Linked DNA regions of Homo sapiens: region 1 is linked to region 2. Evidence: chromatin loops called from intact Hi-C (ENCODE). Cell type or tissue: PC-9. All regions are shown on one strand.

Evidence for each region. Hi-C counts contacts between places; a loop is a spot of excess contacts. Peaks named below come from ENCODE experiments on the same cell type or tissue, not always from the same donor. Only the 100,000 strongest peaks of a DNase experiment are listed, where the experiment ranks them.
Region 1: it touches region 2 in a loop (15-fold over the local background); 2 of 110 quality-filtered maps call a loop at or near these places.

The regions. Positions count from the first base shown.
Region 1 is chr3:189,837,912-189,845,911 of GRCh38, forward strand. All of the region lies in intron 4 of TP63 (tumor protein p63), which reads left to right. Among named protein-coding and RNA genes, the nearest start is that of MIR944, 12 kb to the left of the region's middle. In PC-9, no CTCF peak of the experiment used is centred here; DNase peaks (open chromatin) are centred at 3,790 and 4,100; H3K4me3 peaks cover 1,371 bases; H3K27ac peaks cover 3,174 bases.
Region 2 is chr3:189,568,611-189,576,610 of GRCh38, forward strand. No RefSeq gene overlaps it. Among named protein-coding and RNA genes, the nearest start is that of TP63, 59 kb to the right of the region's middle. In PC-9, no CTCF peak of the experiment used is centred here; a DNase peak (open chromatin) is centred at 3,851; H3K27ac peaks cover 4,108 bases.

The DNA of each region.
Region 1 (8,000 bases), 270 kb after region 2:
ATTGTGCCTGGCCAATATTCCTTACTTATGCTGAAAAATTTCATTGCTTTTACAATTAAATTTTAATTAGGCTGGAGATTATCTGGTAACCCCATTCCCAGCTCAATCACCAACTCTCTAAGCAGAAGGAAATTTTTCATCTCTCTTGCCATAGTGAGGTCAGGATTAGTGAGGTGACAAGATTAAATATGAGCTAAGCTATGACACTTGTTTTCCACAGTTTCCTGAGCCCCCCTCCCTCCTTTTCTCTTTCTTCCTTCTTACCTCCCTTCCTCTCTCCTATTTATTCTTCCTACCTTTTTGTTGTTGCTGTGAGTGTCTTCACCTGTTTCCTTCCTTCCTTTATATTCCTGGTAATGTTTCAAATTTATTGGCATGGGCAGCTTCTCATAATAGGTTTGTTTTTATTATTTTTCTTGTTATTACTAAAACATGTTAATAGATAGATTCTAACTCTATGGCACAACTAAGACAGTTGTGTTACATTCTTTTCCGTGTTGGGGCTAATTAGAATATTAAGTTTACAAAGAATGCAGAAAAAGCGAACAAGATGAAGCACGTTTCCGTCTTAAACAAATGAACTCTAAAGAAATAGGAAGTAACATGATGACAAGCTTTTAAGAGATGTTGCAAGTAGAGGAAAGGGTTTGTTTAAATCTCTCCCCAAGCACCCCCTACACCTACCCCCAGCCAACACAGATGCTTATGTATTAGTGGCCCACACGGTACCTAATTATCAACGATGGAAATAGATGTCTCAAAATTGTTTCAATTATCCAGGGGTTCCCTTAAAAAAGGAGAGGAGAGCAAAAGTTTAAAACTTGGCTTGAAGGTATTAAAGAGCAAATCTGATCTAATTGATTAAGTTACACCTTTCCTTTTTGGCAGTATCTTAATACCCCTAGGATCTCAGTATTTCAGCATATTGGTTTCCTGTACTTATCTAGAATAAAGAAACTCAGCAATTTGCCTATAGGATAGTAGAGCCTTGAACTAAATTTATCTCATTATTGTTCACTTGAAACCTTGGGGACAGCTGTAGTTGAAGGGACCTTAAAGTCCCTTAAACTTCTCAGCATTTGCAGGTTCACTTTTAAGGTGCACTAAAAAGCAACTAGTATCCTAAGCTAAAAAAAAAAAAAAAAAAAAAAAAGAAAAAGAAAAAGTAGATTTAAGTATACCAATGAGCATGGACTCTGTTTATGTTTTGAAATCCATTTGCTACTCATTTTCCTCGTTTTTAAATCCTATTATATTTACACCTGGGCATCCATTTCTCTGAAGAGAGAAGAATGAAGGATCTAAAATGTCAGAATAACAGTGATTCTCAACAATTATTGTCGGCACTCTTTCATGAAGAGATTTAAAGCTCTTTGCTTATCTGACTTAATTCCTGCCGGAAGGACAGTACAGAGGGATTACGGTTTAAATATTGCAGTTAGAAGCACAAAGTGGAACCTGGACTTCCCCGACCTTGGAAGAAAAATAGTAAAGTGTGGTTCCTATAAAATATTATAGGAACTTCAGACATAGAATGGAGCATCCATTTATAGTGATTTAAGTTCCAGTATTGAAACAGGCCTTCTATTTTTATTTCAATCTCCCTCCCCTTTATTTTCTTTGTTTTGTGATTCACCCCAAAACGTATCTTCTTATACGGTAATATTAACTAGTACCTTAGTCAAAGATTGATCTCCAGAAGTTTGTTTAGGAAATTCCTTGTGTTACTTGTCTAGCAGTTAAACTGCCTAGTGGAAACAACAGCTCAGCTAAATAGTGTGATGCAATCGTGATAGCTGCTGTTCATCAGGCATTTACCCTGGACCAAGCACTGTACCCTGAATATCATGTGGCTTTTTCTCCACACTCAGGACAAGCTTGCAGTGGGCAGTAGTATTATCTCAGCCTTGAAATGAGTCACACAAGGTTTTGCAGCAGAGAGAACTGTCCTCTTTTTCAGCCCTGTACAGGGGAGGAGCAAGGGTGCTGCAGTGAGGGGATCTGGAGTTGAATCTGGCTTAGTAGCTGTGAAAGATTGGGCAACTTATTTCACGTTTAGGAGTTTCAATTTACTTAACTGGCAAATGGAATAACAATGTCTACTTCACAGCTTACTGCGATGATCATATAAGACATAAAGAACTTAGCGAAGTGCCTAGACTGTAGATCACAGTACGTGTTAGCTTTTTGTGTTTTATACATCAAGCGTAAGTCTTATTTTTTACATCTGTCATATTACCCTTTCCCCAGTATTCAGAGTATTTGAGTGTATACGTACGGGTGGTAAGTGTTGTTTTTCATTGAAAGTGCAGATCCTAACTTTTTTTTTCATGCAGTAATCCTCAAAAAGGTAGACGTCTACCATAATTCAGTCTATTGCTCCAATTGGAGGATGTACAGTTGTTTTAGGAGTTAAGGAATTGAGTTTTTTCTTTTTTGCTTTTCGTCTTTTTTTTTTTTTTTTTTTTTTTTTTTTACAAATTCTTTTATTCTTTTCTTCTCCAAATTCAGGCAAACAGTATTAAACACTTTGTTTTAAAAATAGATTGTGTACGTGTGTGTGTGTGTTTATGAGAGAGACAGAGAGAGAGATGGGAGAGGGTGAGAATACACAGTAAGGACTTGGAACATATTCTTTGTGTGAAATGTTAAAAAATTGTTCACGGTGGCTGGGTGCGGTGGCTCACGCCTATAATTCCAGCACTTTGGGAGGCTGAGGTGGGTGGATCACGAGGTCAGAAGTTCAAGACCAGCCTGGCTAAGATGGTGAAACCCGTGTCTACTAAAAATACAAAAATTAGCCGGGTGTAGTGGCAGGCACCTGTAATCCCAGCTACTCGGGAGCCTGAGGCAGAGAATTGCTTGAACCCGGGAGGCAGAGGTTGCAGTGAGCCGAGATCATGCCACTGCACTCCAGCCTGGGCGACAGAGCAAGACTCAGTCTCCAAAAAAAAAAAAAAAAAAAAACAACTATTCAAGGTTTCCCAATAACCTTCTTGGGCTTTGAAGCTAGAGAGCGCTTTGGAATTCATGCTCCATTATATGTGTGTCTTAATGCTATATACTGTTGTAGGTCAGCAATATTTATATACATAAGTTTATATATATGTATATATAGATCTTTTGTAAATAGAGGGTGGATACTTTGTCCCCACCTTTTCCCATCCTAGCATGCAGTATAATGATTTGAACACGGCAAGGACACCACAAAGGCACAGGAAGACATCCTGCAATGTACATATAGTATGTGCCTTATGTACAGTAAGGGCCCTGAATTTAAAGTTAAAACCTAGATTGGAGAATTCTAACTTTGTGTTATCGTGAGCAAAGTAGTTTACTTAAGTCTCTGATTCTGATTCTTCCTTGACAGAAAGGGAATACAGGTGACTTTCTTATAGAGTTAGCTGAGGATTAAATTAATAGCTGTATGAAAATGCTCTATAAACTGTTAAGGACTATACAGATGGGTGAGTGATGGTGTCATTTATGGAAATCAGTAGATGCCATTACTCTCCATACTGTCGATACATAGTCTCCCATTTCTTCTTATCAGACTGGCCTACCTAGTCTTCCGGTAAAAAGAATATCCCGCAGATACAAATTACCATTACTGGAACAGAGGACTCACTTTTAGAGCAGATGTACAAATGAAACTCCAAAACAAGCCACAAATCTACCAGGAAAGAGAACCAATATGTGTGGTATTATATCGCCAAGGATACCTGAGTCATTTCATAGAAATTGAGCTGTGAGTGCCTCCCAGAATGAATGGTTTCTGAACGTGTTTCTGTTAGGAATGATGCAACCTTCAGTAGAGACCAGAGATTTAAGAATTCTATACTGTGAGTCATTTTAAAAGACAATCAAAGAGTATGTGTGGAAGCATAGACAATAACTTTCACCTCTAGCGTCCAGGTGTTGAAGGAGGTCAGCTACCAGGGAAGGACTCCTACGACTTTGGGTGCCACTGCGTGAGGCTTTGTCTTGGACCAGGGGGTAAAACATATCTCAGGCAGGACGCTGAGCTCTAGGTAGGGCTATCGTTTTTGTAGAAGCGTGACTTCTTGATACAACAAAGTAAGAGCTGAGGAAGGAACAGGGAAAACCAGTTTGGGCCCAGAGGGGAAAGAAATGATAGTGTAGTAGCCCGCGGTTTTGCAGGCAGTTGGGAGTAGCAAGCCACCCTTAGGGGGAGGATAATGTTTTCTCTACCTTAAGGGAAAATGATAGCTGACTTGCAGAGCAGTGTGCTGAGACAGACATGCTGCTACTGCAGTGGAAGGGGGTTGCAACGTATTGTCTTCTGTCTGGAGAGAGAGAGAGAGAGAGCGCGTGTATGTCACGTCTGTGTCCATAAAGCTCTCCGATCTGCCCACCAACCCTGTCCCCCACCAATAACATCTTAAAGAGAAGAGGTACAGGAATGTTTTACAGTGAAAAGATTACAGGGCTGGAAATTAGAAGCCACAAGTTCTAATTATGTCTCATTGCTAACTTCTGGTGTGATATTTTCTCTGGGTCTCTCATTTATCGGGGAGTTAAACTAGGTATGTCCAGTAGGGGTGAGGGGTAAGAGTTCTCTGCCCATCCAGGGTTTCTACTAGAAGAATTTTGACTCTACAGATAATTGTGTCTTCCTGTATTGCTGAGGAATGTCCAGGTTTGTTTTATTGAGGGGCAGGGGAGCACATAGATGTCCAGTAGTCAGGAAGGTGGTTTGCAGGCCTTTAATCAGCACTGAGAAGAGGGAAAACTAACTGCAGTTCAGTTCTCAGTTCCACCATTCACTGGAGTGCTGCTTTCAACTTTTGAGCTCCTGTTTCTACACCTCTAACGTATCAGTGTCATCTCACCCTGGCCTTTTTCTCATGATGGTCGTGACTTTAGGAAACATGTAAGAGTAAGCCGACCTTAACACGAGTACCTGCTGTATGACAGTCACTCTGACAAATGCCTCCCAGTGTCTGCTCTGTGAAGGTAACTGTGAATGATATTACTGGTCAGGTGGGGTTGACAGAGGTGGCCCTGGCAGGAGACACTAAATGAAAGGTCATTTTACCCTCCTGGGGAGATAAAGTTGCAAAATTACCGATCAAGTCTGTCAAATCTTTTTAGACTGGGTTTCCAAATCCATACCCTCAGGCAACTAGAACAAGGCTGGCGAGCTCCACCCCCGCCCCTTCCCAAGGTGGGTGCCAACATGCTGCCCTTCAGCAGGGAGGACACAGCTGCCTCTGGGGCCAGTGCCCAGGGCTAGCCACAAAGCTGGCTATGGCCTCCCCAAGAAGACCCAGGACACATTACTCCCTGCAGAGGTTTTGCTGCTTTGTGGCACGGTCTAAGTGTCGCCCCACTCCCACCACCTGCCAGGCCCAGTGGGCTCCTGGCTGGTCCTCACGGTAAGTGAGTAGCAGACAGCCCACCTGCTTGATGTCAACATTTGTGGGCGCGGCCCGGGAAGAATGTGCCGCTCCCAGCCTCCTTGGCTCAGGTAATTAATCCCCGCAACTGACAGGTGGCAACAGGCGGCCCTTTGGCTGGAGCCATCAGGAAAAGTGCTTGGAGGAAGGATTTTTTTAAAAAAATGATCAAGAGCACAATTCGTACATGTCTGGCAGCTAGACGGCTGTGGCAGGAAGGGAGGCAGGGAGAAGTAAATACCTTGCCAAGACGACTGTGGGGCCAATGTTGGGATCTGCGTCTGCCTGATCATTGTGATAGATCCAAAAGGATATGGTGGCCTTGGACTTGTTTGCAAGCTCACTTTGCAGAATTCCCCTTCCTTTGATGTGGATACAGTCTTAAAATGGAATGCCTCATTTGTGAATCAAAAAATCCGGGGCCAAAGTTGGAGCCCCAGAGGAGAAATAATTTGCCCAAGATGATGCAGTAAGTCAGTGGGCAGGTAGAGGACTAGAAGCCAAACTCAATGCCTCTTGGCTTTGTTTCCATGATTCACTGGGCAATATTTACTGCCCCATTATACACATGTAGTTTAGAAATAGAATGACAAAACTGGGGTCCTAGTCAAAGGAAGGATGATCAGTTGCCTCTTGAAAGATATTAGTGTTTTCAATCTAACCACTTAAAGCTGACTTCTCAAGAGAATGCCCCCACCCCAACCCCAGACCACCTGTACCCATTCACCCCCCCTACTTTTTATTTTTGGTAGTTCGGGACACTGACTATCAGAACACATTGACCTGATGTTTATTAGGATGGATATATTAAAAGCCATTGAAATGAACACTTTTCCTTTTTCTTTTTTTTTTTTCTTTGAGACAGAGTCTCGCCTTGTCTCCCAGGCTGGAGTGCAATGGCATGATCTCAGCTCACTGCAACCTCCACCTCCTGGGTTCAAGTGGTTCTCCTTTCTCAGCCTCCCAAGTAGGTGGGATTACAGGCACGCGCCACCACGCCCAGCTAATTTTTGGCACGACCTCAGCTCACTGCAACCTCCGCCTTCTGGATTCAAGCGATTCTCCTTTCTCAGCCTCCCAAGTAGGTGGGATTACAGACATGTGACACCACACCCAGCTAATTTTTGTATTTTTAGTAGAGATGGGGTTTCACTATGTTGTCCAGGCTGGTCTCAAACTCCTGACCTGAGGTGATCTGACTCGGCCTCCTGAAATGCTGGGATTACGGGGGTGAACCACTGCACCCGGCCAACACTTTTTAAACATTACATTTTTTAAAAAATAATATCTTTCTCGATATGAAATTTAAAATGTTTTTCAAGTGAGTTTTTTTGTAGAGGACAAATCCAAAGTATAGTATATAATTAGCCCATATAACTTCATGTGATAATCAGTGTCTTTGAAGCAGACCAAACTGAAGCTGTGTCTCAGCGCTAAGGGTCTTTTTACATTTTACTGAATTGGATCTTTAGAATTAATTTTTCAAACCCTCCTTATCAAAAGTTATTGTTGGACCCTCAAATTTTTATTTTCATGTATCTCATTTCTCTTCCCTAAATCTTGCCTCCCACCAGATTAGCTGCCAGAACTTTATCTGGTTCTCTGGCAACCCTCCATCTGTTTTGTATGATTTTTCATTCCCAGCAGTTCTAATTATTGATTTCATCACCCTCTTACCCTTATAAAAGGACATTTTTAATTTGGCAGTCCCAAGGAATATAGCTTATAAAAAGAAAAAAAATTAAGTCACTGAATGTTTTAGGAGAGCACTAAGTTAAGACAGACTTTGTACTTGATTAACGGAATTGTTCTGAGAGCTTTAGAGCTTGACTTTTTTTTCTTCCTGTCAAGTATTTTGGGTTATTTGAGATAGTACAGACAACACTTTACCTCTTAAGTTTTTTGAACTAGAAGCCATAAATTAGAAGTGCACCTGGCATTTCCTGTTTGTGACTAGTGGCTATCTTTTAGATAACAGTGAAGTCCTCAATGTCCTTGATAGGTTCTTGGTAAACTGCGACCTTAAACAAAATGATGTGCAGGAGATCTTCGAGTAATTGTTTCATACAATGTTATTTTCTTATAACAGTGATGAGAAAAACAAATTGTTTTGTTATATGTGTTTTGCTTAAAGTTACAGTTCCCAAAAATCTATCAAAAATGTTAAATGAGGATTCATTGTATTTGTAAATCTCATTATTTTTCTCTCTTTTTTAAAGAAACTAAATTCAAATTCATTCAGAAAGCCAGGCATAAAGTGAGACTAATATGTTCGTTGGTGTATTTAAGCCTTTCTTAGAGTTTTCTTTTTTTTAAGACCTCAGTATAAGAACATGCCAGACGTGAATTGATCTGGAATTGCAGACTCGGGAGGGCTTTGATGCTACTCTATCTAGTTGCCTTCCTTGAAGAGGGATTGAGAAGAGAGGTAGGTTATAGAATTAATGATTTTTTTTTGTTCCGTGAGAGTTTATTTCATCCATAGTCTCTAAGATTTAGGGCTCAAGATAGCCATGTGATTTGAGATTTGCATGTAGTATGGCATTTCTTCTGGGAGAGGATGAAAGAGCTAAAGTTCTT
Region 2 (8,000 bases):
GGATGTGGGCAAAGGTCATCATGTTTCCACCAATAATTTGCCATGAGACATTCTCTAGTAAGGCTTTGGTCTTCTCCACTTATAATAGAATGAAGCTTTTGGGCTGTGTGATCTTGAAGGTTACCGTCCCTAGCCACCAACTAAAGGGTTTGCAATAAGATAAAGTAAGAAAAATTACTGCACAGGCATGTGGTTTGGCTATGGTTATCATTAGCAGAATCTGCATTCACATATTCTCTGTATGTCATTTCATCAACTGGGACTTGTGGAATCTGGGCAGGTGAAAAAGCAGCTTTCTGATGTTTGAAATATCTTGACACTTATCAATGTATGTGATTCCTGGTGGGTGGTGATTTTGATCATTGTTTGCTTATTTGAAAATGTTATGCTCATTAAATTTATAAATGTATGATTCTTGGCCTACGTTGTCCAAATTTGAATGGTTTCAAAAAGGAAACAGCTTTCTGTTCTTTTAGACAACATTCATCATCGTCCATCAATCAATCAACCAGCTGTCTTGGAATACTTACTGTCAATCACATTGATGCCAGCTTCTCAGTTACCATTGTTTTGACTCTGGGGAGGCAAAGAAAAGCGCCACGAGAAAAGGAAATGACAAGGAGTGCTTGTCCATGGCAGCCATTCATTTGGAGCCAGCAATGATGTTGTTGGCTTCCTCTAAAGCAGGGCTGCTGTTTTGTCATGTTATAATTCCTAAGTAAATCCCCCTTGAAGAGATCTAAATTAGAAAACTTGTAGTTTACCGTTTCCGGCTATACAGAATCTATTGAGCTGACAGGGTGACCTGTCAAAATTCATTCAAGACTAAAAAAACACTTTCATTTCAGTCAAACCTAGTGTTCTATTGCTCAGTTTTCCTTTTCTATCTAAGTATTTCTATTGCTTTCTAAATAAAAAATTAAATAAGCCATACGGGTTATAAATATTCATATTATTTGCATAGTACACAACAGTTTAGACAGTTTACTCTCTGGCATCTTATTTTGTCCTCACTATTATCTAGTGAACTTTGGCTTGGTGACATTTGGTAAACAGTGGCGCCAACACACAAAGTCAAATTTCCCAATACAAGACCAAAGCTGTATTCCACTATGCTGTGCAAGTGTTTCTGTCCTCCGAGGAGTGTAACATGCCCACAGTACAGGCTTTTACTATTTTTCCTAGCATCGCAGGACAGAAGGAGCACACAAAGCTGCCCAGGTGAGACAGAGTCAGAAATAAAGAAAGTCACCTGAAATAGTGTGAGAATCACTCCTCAGCTCCATATCAAGTAAAGCTCTTCATGCCAAGATGGTGACTTTAAATGTAATTCACTTTCATTCAATTCAACCATCTTTATACATCCTTCACATGGGGCTCTCCCACATCTTTTCCACAACCAGTGCCTGTATATCCTAACCACACAGTGCCAGCTACATTCGGTTTCTTCTTTCTACTGAAACATCACCCACTGTCTAGGTCCTTATCAACCCTCTCCTTGACTTTGCATCAAAGGAGGTCCCACATGGCACCCATATCAATCTGCACATTGTTGTTAGATCAGCCTTCCTGTGGCCGGAATAGATGCTCACCAAAGGTTTGCTTGAGTGACCTGTGCTGGAGAAGCTGATTACAGAATATAATAAAAACAGCAAAGAAATATTACAGAAATACCATAAGTTGAGCCAGAAATAAATATTTTTGCAGAAGATCTAAGAAAGCATTCCAAAGTAATTTCACATGTAACAGATTATGTTAATGCTATGCTCCCACTTCATACTCAATATTTAAGTTAAGATGTTTTGTTTTGGGGGAACAGGGTTATTAATTTGAAGCCTTATAGCATGAAAACTAACTGTTGATGAGATAGCCTCGCCATCATCAGTTCTTGCAAACTGTGCTTAAGGTGCCTCTCATCCCTTTGCACATTACTGCTTTCAGGAATGGGAGGAATATTTATAAAGTCAATCTTTTGGGATCATCCCCCAAAGGATGGGGTGAAAAGCTCTTCCCCAAAGGATAATGAGAAACAGCAAGGCTCGAGGCTTTTCTCTGTTTCTGGTAGTTACTTTCTAGCCTTTGTTTATTTCACCAGTTCTGTCTCCAGTTTAACTGTTGTTCTTCATTAGCTAACATTCAAGGCCCTCACCTTGAAAATGCAAACATCCCCTATTCCTGAGTAGGAAGATGAGCCTGTGTTATTCAATCTGGTCATTTCCTAAGAGAGCCCCAGGTCTGGTACAATTCAATGGAAAATTGGAACTAGAGTGAGGGGAATTTGAAACTAGGCTTTATTACTGCCTGTGTGGCACTAGGCAATATACTCCTGGAAAATAATTCTCCACTCTGAAATAAGGACAATAATGTTTTCTTTGCCTACCTTTCTATAGGTTTTTGTAAGGATAAAATGAGGTAATGTACAATAAGGTGACATAAATTGAAAAGTGATGTATAAATGTTAGTTGTGACTATTGTTATGAATAAAGAAGAAGTAGTTATTTACTTCAAAATCATGTAGAGTCCTATGTCAGTGAGATGTAGAAAGTGAAACCAACAAATGCCTTAGTCTCTAAGTAATCTTCAAACTGGAGTCTTGATCACCCCTTGAGGTACACAGAGCAGCATAAGGGACACAAAGGAATGATACAAAATTTTAAGCAAAATAATTTCTAGATCTTCAGTATATACATATCTTCTTTTTCCATAAGAAAAATCCAGGAGTTGAGGACTTCACACAGTTCTTACAATCTGACTCTCTCACTGTGACATCACTTTCACTAACAACTACAGGGAATCTGTCTCTTATCTTCCTTGGTCTCAAGACCTGAGGTATAAAATTTCTGAGGGATCCCAACAAAGTAGTCGTTAAGAATATTGATATCAGAAAGTCTACTTTAATCAGTTGCTTTAATTATTTTTAATAATAATCATTATAATAGCCTAATCCAGAAGTAATATTTTAGCACTTGTGTCTTATGGTCACAGGTCATTAAAAATAGGCTTAAATTTATATGTGTGCTTTATTACAGACAAGTAGAGATAAGTAATCATATTAAAATTTTTATAGATAAAAGTATACTACAAGAGAATAAAATAATACAAGGGCAATGGGATGAATGTATGATTGAAAGGAGAAAATAGAATGACATATTTCCAAATGGTATTAAGAATGAGCTTTCTCATGTATTTTTTAAAAGATGAGTTTATGGATTAAATCACTGTGGTATTTATATTCTATTAGAATCATTTAGAAGTTTTATTTAAAAACTAATAGTCTTTATTTAAAATGTCAATATTTATAGTACTTTGAAAATTATTAACTTTGCGGCTATTTCAATTTATGATGAAAAATTTAAAATATCAACTTAAAAATGTAAAGAAAGGTACATACATTTTCAAAATTATATTGAGACATGCTAACAAATTCTTTGAAGGTCAATGCTTTAGAGCAGTGGTTTTCAAAAGTTTGGTCCCCAGAGTAGCAACATCAACCTGAAATGTGTTTGAAATACAAATTTTGGGTTCCTGTCCCAGACTCTGAATCAGAAACTCTGGAGGTGGGACCTAGCAACCTGCATTTCAGCAAGCCTGAAAAGTGATTCTGGAGCATGCTAAATTTTGAGAAATATTTTTAAAGTCTTACAGAACTCATTCTTAGGATATTTGTCATTTCTCTCCCTTTGTCTTTCTCAATTCCTGTTTCCCATAGAAAATGACAAAGTTAATAAGCAATGCAGAGTTTAGAAATCTGTATGATTTACAAAGTACTTGACTGGTAAGAACTGGTCATAGTTGTAGGCTGAGGTGATAAAGGGTCTAGACTCTAGACTAAAGAGCAAATGATTCATCACTCTTTTGATTCTTGTCGTACGGTTGAAGCTGGTTTGAAAGACCTAGTGTTTACACCTTTGGTTACCTGGATAAGTTGACTGTCTGGAATTATTTCCTACTTGTCCCTGTGAATCATGACAATGCATTATCTGATTCCTCTAGCATCTGATCAGAGCCTAAAAAGACTCCTAGACACACACTAATGTAAATAGCTGTTAGGGTAAATGAGAGGTTACAATGAAGGGTGAGAAAGCTGGCTGGGGCCTGCCTGTTAAAGGGTACAGGGACATATGAGGACAGTTTACTAAGCTTCTGATGAGGGAATAATTTAATAACTTTGTGGACAAGATTACTAGTTATCTGATGGATTGGAGTTCTCACTGCTGTATCATAACTCCTCCACAGTCTAATTATTCAGCAAAATGACCAAACCTTAATTGGAAGAAGGAGGAGATATTTATATAATTAAGAGTATTGAAGGGATCAGACAACAGCAGATTCCATCAGAAGGTATACTTACAGTGTCTAGTATTCATCATAAGAAGTGGATTAACAATAACTTTTGTACTATCTTCCCTACAATGTTCTAAACACTGTACTTTTTATAGTAACTCTGTGAGATGAACACTATTATTCTAGTAGTCAGTTCTTATTACTCTTCTGCTTAAAAACCTACATATAGCTCCCATTCTTACTCAGAGTGAAAGAATAAATCTTTACAGTGGCTTATAAGGCCTGATGCAGTCCCATTTCCTCTTTGCTCTCCTGTTGTTCTTGACTTCTGGTCTTTCTGCACATTCTTTTGCTTCACTGGGCTCTGGTCACACTGGCATTCTTGTTGTTCTGTCAACACCCCAGGCCAACTTCAGCCACAAGGCCCTTACATTTACTGTTCTTTTTGCCTGGAGCACTCTTTCCCAGCATATCCACATGGCTTCTTCCATCACCTGCTTCACTCTTGATTCAAATGTCATGTTTTCACTTACACCCATAGGGATCATATTATTTAAAAATTTTCCTCCTTCCACATCACAGCAATTTCCATCTTCCTCCCCTACTTTATTTTCCATAGTACTTGCTTGCTACCCTCTAACATGGTATAATTTTTTTTTTTTTTTTTAATGGAGTCTCACTCTGTCACCCAGGCTGGAGTGCAATGGTGAGATCTCAGTTCACTGCAACCTCGGCTTTTCAGGTTCAGATGATTCTCCTGTCTCAGCCTCCTGAGTAGCTGGGACTACAGGTTCCCGCCACCAGGCCCAGTTAATTTTTGTATTTTTAGTAGAGACGGGGTTTCACCACATTCGCCAGGCTGGTCTCGAACTCCTGACTTCGTGATCTGCCCACCTCAGCCTCCCAAAGTGCTGGGATTACAGGCGTGAGTCACGGCACCTGGCCAGTATAAAATTTACTTATACATTTTGTTTACTGGAATAGTTGTTTGTCTATTGGCTTGCTGCTCCTTCTCTGCCTTCCGTGTTCCTCTAAATGACAGAAGGCTAGAAGCTTCTAAGCTACATTTCCCAGATATCCTTACTACTTATCTTCTGGATAGATTCTGTCATTGAGAGGATCTGTGAGGAGACTGACAGGAGGAAAAAGAGAAGTCATTTTATTTTGTTTCTATCCCTATCTTGGATCACACCAATAGCTCTGGCAATCACTGAGGGCTCCAGGGTACCATCCTAGTCTGTGGGATTCCAACAGAAGCAGCAGCAGGGGCTCCTGAAGTCTTGATGGCCTAACACTCTTGGAATTTAGCTTGGGGTAACAGTGGTAATAGACTTTGGACTTGGGGCACCTACAGTGCCAGTAGGAGTAGAGGCTTCTAGCTTCCTGTAAAGCAGCAGTGGTAAAGATTTCAATAGGAGCAGAAGCAGCAGCGTGTGCTCCTGCAGTCTCATAGACATGGCTAAGATGGATGGTACCTTTATTCTGGTGACAAACATTTCCTTTTTTGCCCTTCTAGTTATTGGGATGGCAATTCCTACTTCTCGATAATTTCCTGTTTCTCTTTTCACCTTTCAGCTATTTCAACATTTTAAATAACTGAATCCTTACAATAAATGTTCTCTGTTGGAAATGTCTAAGTGGCTCCTATTTTTCCTAAATGGGTCTTTGTTGATATGGTACATTAGAGTCTGCTGCCTGGTGGTGAATCTGGAAACCCTTGTTGCCATTACTATTGTCACTGTCTGAGGCACCTCCAAAAACAGAGCAAAAAACCTTTTCCTGTCTTCTGCTTTTCAGTCTTCCACAAATGCCCTTTTTTTGTAGAACTTACAGAGATGCCAGCTGACCAGTGAGTTAGAGAAATGTAGGCTTCTAGTCCCCTATGTTACTGAGATGAGGGGTAGGGATGGAGCGGCGACAATAAATAGCACATTTATGACTTCCTTGACACAAAAGTAAATTCTACAAATGAAGTGATTTTGATAGTTTTGTTCACTGTTGTGTTCTTACCATGAAAACTGAGCCTAGTCGTTAGCATTCACTCAGTCAATACTAGATCTCACCATTTGTATATGAGGAAATTAATTTACTAAAAGATTAAAGAAGTTCCTGAGTAACAAGCCAAAAACGGCAGAATTAAACTCAGGTCTCATTGATATCAAACTGTATACATTTTCATTTGTGCAGGAGAACTAACATACCAAAATTCTACTGTTGGTAAGGCCTGGAGGCAGAAGAGTGAGCAGGAAAAGGGTCCGTGGATAAGAGTCAAGAAACCTAAGTTCTAGATTGAGCTCTGGCTTTCTTGACCATGTGACCTTACTTCACCTTTTTGGGTCTTGATAATTGAATCAACAAACATTTACTTAATGCCTTCTTTCTATCATACCATATAGCTATGATAACATTTAGCAAAAGTTATCTTTTCCAATGATTCGTCAAGCCGTGATGATGCAAGAATGTCTCAAATATTTCCATGACTCTCCATCTCCTCTGCCACGACACTAGTCTCACCTAAGTTCTCACTTTGTTTGTATTTTGCCTGTTTCCAACAGACTCCACAAATTAGCCAGAGTAGGAGATCATATTTAGTGAAAATGAGAGTACTCTCATGCATTCCCGTCCTTAATATGATCTTCAGATCTTGCCTGATCTGTTCCCAGTCTAACTCACTAAACCCATTTTATGCTACTTTTCTCCTCACCCTGGCACAGTGTACTTGGTTACTAGAAAGCAATTAATTCTTTTTTTGTCTCACGACTTTCCCATATGTTATTATGCCGTCTTCCTAGGGTACTCTTACTCCTCTCCTTTGTCTAGGATACCTCTATTAATCATTTAGACTGTAGCTTAAATGAAAGGTGCTCCCTGCCTGCCAATCTGAATCATGGCGCACCCTTTTATACAACCCTTCTGTTTTCCTTTGTAGCACTTTTCAAAGTTTATAACTATTTTAAAATAATTTTTAAATACTTTTATTCATGTCAGAATGAAAGCTCCACAAGAAAAGGAAAAGCATGCTTTATTCAGCACTAAATCTTCACTATACACCCCACATGCTATTTCTACAACCCAGATGCTAGATAAGCGTCTGTTGAGTGAATGAATGACTAAGAAACCATTGAAAGATTTTAAAGAGAGACGTGACTGGATCTTATGTATAATTTTTTAGGTCACTCTGCATTTTAATTTCCCCAGTGTGAAATGAGGATTAGAAGATATATATGGTACCTACCATTCTCACATTTCATAATTTTGTTTTCTTACACCTGTGGCAGAATTCTTAAAATTCCTCTGATGTTTGGCTTATTCCTCTCTTGTGACACACGTAAAAGACTGGTCTTAGAGCTCGCTTGCTACATAAGAGAGAAAGACAGGTGAATTTGCTTAGTAGCTCATGGCAAACATGATAAAGTCTGTATCACCAAACAAGAATATGTGTGTAAAGTCAAAGATACATGAACACGATCTTGCTAATTTCCAAACTGGACTTTTTGTTTTCTCTTTTGAGATTCCTTTGAGTCAGAATAATTAACAAGCTTGGAGAGACATCTCAAACCCTTCAACAATGCCCTTGAATGTGGGCCTACACATGCTTGATTTAGATCACTAAAACTCTACATTTTTATTTAATCTCATCAGCATGGGAATATGCAGAATTCGTGATTTGTAGAGGTCTAGAGATAAATTTAACTCCCTGGATTAGCTGCCATTTT